Linked DNA regions of Homo sapiens: region 1 is linked to region 2. Evidence: chromatin contacts called from ENCODE Hi-C or POLR2A ChIA-PET data. All regions are on one chromosome and are shown on one strand. The core of a region is the stretch at or near the end of the contact, and the rest is flanking DNA. Distances in the headings are between cores, read along the strand shown.

The links. A loop is a pair of places that touch in the nucleus more often than their neighbours do. ChIA-PET counts read pairs that join two places held with the same protein, here RNA polymerase II (POLR2A).
Region 1: a loop to region 2 is called in a map of transverse colon, with 7 times the contacts of the local background. The contact joins the promoter of GRID2IP here to the enhancer-like site in region 2. A Hi-C loop is called at or near these places in 1 of 168 maps with a recorded cell type or tissue (transverse colon). POLR2A ChIA-PET finds 5 or more read pairs at or near these places in 1 of 52 experiments (activated CD8-positive, alpha-beta memory T cell).

What each region holds. Positions count from the first base shown.
Region 1 is chr7:6,550,095-6,552,929 of GRCh38, forward strand. It overlaps GRID2IP (Grid2 interacting protein), which reads right to left and starts at 1,367. Exons shown (of 22, transcript NM_001145118.2): 1 at 914-1,367. The coding sequence starts at 1,342.
Region 2 is chr7:6,200,753-6,204,018 of GRCh38, forward strand. The region is part of intron 1 of CYTH3 (cytohesin 3); the gene reads right to left. Among named protein-coding and RNA genes, the nearest start is that of CYTH3, 70 kb to the right of the region's middle. Within about 2 kb of position 1,524, at least 3 of the 41 ENCODE cell types and tissues checked have a DNase peak (open chromatin) inside an H3K27ac peak, as active enhancers do.

The sequences.
Region 1 (2,835 bases), core at 117-2,616, 350 kb after region 2:
ATCTTCCTGCCTCAGTCTCCTGAGTATCTGGGACTATAAGGCATGCACCACCATGCCAAGCTAGTTTTTGATTTTTTTTGTAGAGATGGTGTCTCATTACGTTGCCCAGGCTGGCCTTGAACTCAGGGTCTCAAGTGATCCTCCCACCTTGGTCTCCTAAAATGCTAGGATTACATCTAGCACCTGGCCTGCAGTTAAGTTCTAATGGGGAGGATAGACAGAGAAAGGGGCACGTGGGAACATTCTGGTGTCAATTATTCTATAGTCTACATTATATTTTTATCTATATCCTATTATTTTATATATTGATCAAGAGGGTGGTTATTCAAGGGTGCATGTATATGGAAAATTTATTGAGCTGCACACTTAATGCACTTTACACCTATAGTACCTTAATAAAAAAGAAACACAAGTGAATAAAAATTGCAAAATTAGGCCGGGCGCAGTGGCTCATGCCTGTAATCCCAGCACTTTGGGAGGCAGAGGTGGGCAGATCACTTGAGGTCAGGAGTTTGAGACCAGACTGACCAACATGGTGAAACCCCGTCTCTACTAAAAATACCAAAAAAAAAAAAAAAAAAAAAATTAGCTGGGTGTGGTGGCAAACGCCTGTAATCTCAATTACTGGAAGACTGAGGCAGGAGAATCACTTGAACTTGGGAGGCAGAGGTTGTACTGAGCCAAGACCTGGCCACTGCACTCCAGCTTGGGTGACAGAGCGAGACTCTGTCTCAAAAAAAAAAAATGCAAAATTGTTTGCAAGGTTTTGAAGTTGAGCATTCCCATATTTCTGTTAAATCTGACCCCAGAAGTTTCCTTACCTCTGGCCCTGGGAGAGCGGCGCCCGGCCCACTCCCTGCCCACATTATGAGCCCCCTCCTTCCCGCCCCCACCTCCCACCCCCGCGCCTTACCTTGCGGCTGAACTCTTGGGCCTTGCGCCTGCGCTCTCGGTGCACCGCGTCCGGGCGCTTGCGGCCGGCCAGGCGAAGCAGCTCACGGCCCAGAGCTAGGCCGCGGCCGCACCGCGGGGCCCGCAAGACTGTGGTCGGGGCCGCGGGGCCGGATCCTGGGCCGGGGCCACCGTCGGGAGCCGGGAGCACGCCCAGACTGGGCGGCACACGTGGGCAGCGCCGTGCCAGGCGCACGAGGCGCTCGCGGCTCAGACCGCCCACCGCCAGCCCCTCCACCTCCAGGATCTGGTCTCCTGGCCGCAGTCCTCCGGCATGCGCGCTGCTCCCCTTGGCCACCTCCAGGACGAAGCAGGGGCCAGAGCCACCTAGCCGGAAGCCAAAGTCCTCTGGCCAGCCCTGGTTCGTGGCCGGCGTGGCAGTGGTGGCCATGCACCTAGAACTGGAGACAGAACAGGGATTTCCTTGCTGCTCTGTCCATGGCTCCAAAGCCACTCAAAGGCCCAGGGCCACTGAAGGCCTCTACTTATCTCTGCCTCCTCCCTCTGACTCCGTCTTTGTCTCAATTCCCTTCCATCTATGTTTTTTTGTTTTGTTTTGTTTTTGTTTTTTTAAGACAGAGTTTCGCTCTTGTTGCCCAGGCTGGAGTGCAATGGCGTGATCTCAGCTCACCGCAACCTCCGCTTACTGGGTTCAAATGATTCTCCTGCCTCAGCCTCCTGAGAAGCTGGGATTACAGGCATGTGCCACCAAGCCTGGCTAATTTTGTATTTTTAGTAGAGACGGGGTTTCTCCATGTTGGTCAGGCTGGTCTCGAACTCCTGACCTTAGGTGATCTGCCTGCCTTGGCCTCCCAAAATGCTGGGATTACAGGCGTGAGCCACCGTGCCTGGCTTGCCTAATTGTTGTATTTTTAGTAGAGACAGGGTTTCACTATGTTACCCAGGCTGGTCTTGAACTCCTGGCCTCAGGTGATCTGCCTGCTTGGCCTCTCAAAGTGCTAGGATTACAGGCATGAACCATCATGCCTGGCTTGTTTTTTTGTTTTTTGTTTGTTTGTTTGTTTGTTTTTACTAAAAACAAAATTGGGGAGGGGGTGTAAAAGAAAAATGGCCCTTCCTTAAAGTCTTCTTTTGAGTGCCTTGGATTTTTAACCAATGCGGCCACATCCTTTTCCATGGGCCCCTCCTGCTTCCACAGGTCTGTTTTACTGTCTTACATGTACACTTGGCTTCCATGGGCCCTCCTCACTCCCTACACTTTAATCCCTCTTCTTACCCCTCTCCATCTACCAAAATTCCCTTTCGGGATCTGGCATGAATCACAAACTTACGGAAGTCCAGAATGTTGGAGCAGAATGGTCCCTCAGAGACCATTCATATCTTTGGGCATTTATTTTATTTTATTTTATTTTTGAGACAGAGTCTTGTTCTGTCACCCAGGCTGGAGTGCAGTGGTGTGATCTCGGCTCACTGCAACCTCTGACTCCTGGGTTCAAGCGATTCTCCTGCCTCAGCCTCCCGAATAGCTGGGATTACAGGTGTCCACCACCATGCGCGGCTACTTTTTGTATTTTTAGTAGAGACAGGGTTTCACCATATTGGCCAGGCTGGTCTCCAACTCCTGACCTCAGGTGATCCACCTGCCTTGGCCTCCCAAAGTGCTGTGATTACAGGCGTGAGCCACCGTGCCCAGCCTCTTGGGCTTTATTTTTTAGAGGCAAAGTCTCACTCTGTCACCCAGTCTGGAATGCAGGAACACCATCATATCTCACTGCAGCCTTGACCTTCCAAGCTGAAGTCATCCTCCTGCCTCAGCCTCCTGAGTAGCTGGGATCACAGGCGCATACTACCATGCCCAGCTAATTAAAAAAAAATTTTTATAGAAATGGGGTCTCACTATGTTGCCCAGACAGGTCTCAAACT
Region 2 (3,266 bases), core at 274-2,773:
GCAATTTAAACTGGTTATTTTGAGAAAGGATCTTGCTCTGTCACTCAGTCTGGACTGCAATGGCACAATCACAGCTCACTGCAGCCTCAGCGTCCCAAACTCAGGTGATCCTCCCGCCTCAGCCTCCTGAATAGCTGGGACCACAGGCACGTACCACCATGCCCAGCTAACTTTCAAATTGTTTTTGTAGAGACAGGGTCTCACTATGTTGTTGTCCAGGCTAGTCTCAAACTCCTGGGCTCAAGTAATCCTCTACTTCGGCCTCCCAAAGTGCTGGGATTGTAGGTATGAGCCACCTTGCCTGGCTCAACTGTTAAATGAGCATGAGTTTCTGGAGACTACTGAAGCAGTATGATGACACGCAGAACAAAAGGGCAGGCTCTGAGCTGCCAGGGGCTGCGCTCTGCCTCTCCTCACCACTCGACAGTCGGGTGACCTCAGTGGGTGATAAAGCAGCATTCAAACTATGACATCCAGGTGGGTAACAGGGCAGTCACGTGTTAGCAACAACGGAAAGGGCCAGGTGAGTGGCATGCCGCAGCTAGCCAGGATGCTGCACTGAGCTGCAGGGGCAGGCAGGAAAGCCGCAGAGGCTCCAAGGGTCCGATTCTCGCCACCTCCTTGGAACCTTCTTTCTTGTCATTTCTCCTCAATCTCCATGTGGTGATCTTCACTGTTCCAGGACACTGGTTCCTTACCCAGCCTTCTTTGGATTAGGTGAAAGGTGACATTTTCAGACACAAACTGGAGTTGGCCACTGGTGCACCATTATCACTAACAGAAATTCTTAAATAAGTTCAATCAAGAGAAGGGATCCAGTACAGGAGGTGTGAGCATCAAGAGAAAATGATGAGCACTGGTTTCCATAAGTAAATCTTAAAAAAACCTGACTGTGTAAGATAACAACATCTCATAGAGTAAGAACAGAACTAAAATGCTCAACAACAACAGCATGTAAATAAGAAGGGAAGTAATTTGCTCTCAAGTTCTTAGGGTTCGAAGGCGGAGCGGATAGATGATTAACTTTAGACTTGTCAAGTTAAGAAGGCATACTAAAATTTCTAGGGTAAGCAGGAAAGGAATGGAGCTCAAAATGCCCAAATTGGGAAAGGGAAATTAAAACTGGAATGAGAAAAAATAATCCAAAAAAAGGCAAGGAAAGAGAAAGAGAAACACAGAACAACTGTTAGAAATACAAAATGCAAAATATTGGGTGCAGGAAAAAAAATCCAAATATACTGATCTTTACCATGGTAGACAGAAAAACACAGCCATGGTATTTTGAGGTTCCTCCTCTCAAGAAGGGAAGTCTATTTCCCAGTGTTTTCTCTGGACTGGCTTTGGGACTTCCTTTGACCAAGAGAAGATGGCAGATTTGACAGTGGGCAGGGCCCAGCACCCAGGCCTCAAGGTCTTGTCCCTCCCCTGTCCTGGAACCTGAGACCACCATGCCCTGGGCCAGCAACCTTGAAAATGAAATCCATTGTGTAAAGAAACCACACGGAAGAGTCCCTGAGGTCCCAGCTGCTGCAGCACCTCAGCCAAGGCCCCAGACGAACGCGTAAGTGAAGTCATCTGGGACGGGCTCAGCCCCCGGCTGGCCTTCCAGCTGAATATGACAACGTGGGTGAACCCAGACAAGAGCAGCACGTGAACCGCCAGCCAACTTGGAAATTTGGATGGTGAGACAACAGGCCATTGCTAGTTTTTTTTTTTTTTTTTTTTTTGAGACAGGGTTTCGCTCTTGTTGCCCAGGCTGGAGTGCAGTGGTGCGAATCTCAGCTCACCGCAACCTCCGCCTCCTGGGTTCAATCGATTCTCCTGCCTCAGCCTCCTGAGTGGCTGGGATTACAGGCATGCGCCGCCACGCCCAACTAATTTTGTTTTTTTAGTAGAAAAGGGGTTTCTCCATGTTAGGCTCATCTCAAACTCCCGACCTGAGGTGATCCGCCCGCCTTGGCCTCCCAAAGTGCTGGGATTACAGGCGTGAGCCACCGTGCCCAGCCAGGCCATTGCTGTTTTAAACCAATTCCTTTGAAGAAGTTTGTTATGCAGTAAGAAGTAACTGATACATTTACAATGAACATAAGTGAAAAAAAGGAGTAAAGTTTTAAAACTTGGACTTAAAAACCAGAACAAAAAACATCCCACTAAATGCTCTTTAAAAGAGGCATATTTAAAACATACGAATACATAAAAGTTGGTAAAAGGGTAGAAAGTGACATACCAGACAAATTCTTACCAAAAAGTTGGTACCGCTATAAGAAAAAATAGGCAAAAAAACTTTAAGAAAAATAGACTAAAGCTATGAGTCACTAGATAATGATATTTTGTTCAGTTATTCACAAAGTCAGAATTTATATGCATCTAACAAAATAGTCTCAAAATATATAAAGCAAAAATTGACAGATGTACATGTAAAAATAAAATTTTTCCCAAAGGCAAAAAAAAAAAAATGTTGAAGATCTTACCAACACAATAGCAAGCTTGATTTAATGGACATAATATACTTCACTGATTATAAGATGTGCTTTTTTTTCACATTTTAACATATTTGAAGTGAATTGTGACATTTACATATCATTGCCTCCATAGCTGTGAATCTGACTATTGCTAGAGGCAAAACTAAACAACTGCTACTCCTTAACGTTTCATGCAAAAAAACAAAATTTAAGAATAATCTGATGAAGGATTATGAGTCTAGTCATTGCCACAGATTATTCATTGATACTTTCTGGTAAGATCAACAAAGTCTCAGCAGAAAATTCTGCAAAACATTAGAAAAAAATCCGGGAGACAATATAGGAGCACTCTTTAAGAACTGCTGTGTCACTAATGCCTTCGATGGTGACAGCACTGTGTAGAAAAACATAAATATCAACTATTCTGAGTAGACAACTGATTCAGGAGTTGGAATCTGTAAATAAGCTTCAGGAATACCTTGACCAACTTACTGTACTCATATTCCACCTTTTTTTTTTTTGGAGACAGAGTCTCGCTCTGTCGCCCAGGCTGGAATGCAATGGCCCAATCTCGGCTCACTGCAAGCTCCGCCTCCTGGGTTCACACCATTCTCCTGTCTCAGCCTCCCGAGTAGCTGGGACTACAGGCGCCTGCCACCATGCCCGGCTAATTTTTTTATTTTTAGTAGAGACAGGGTTTCACTGTGTTAGCCAGGATGGTCTTGATCTCCTGACCTCGTGATCCACCCGCCTCAGCCTCCCAAAGTGCTGGGATTACAGGCGTTAGCCACCGCACTCAGCTTC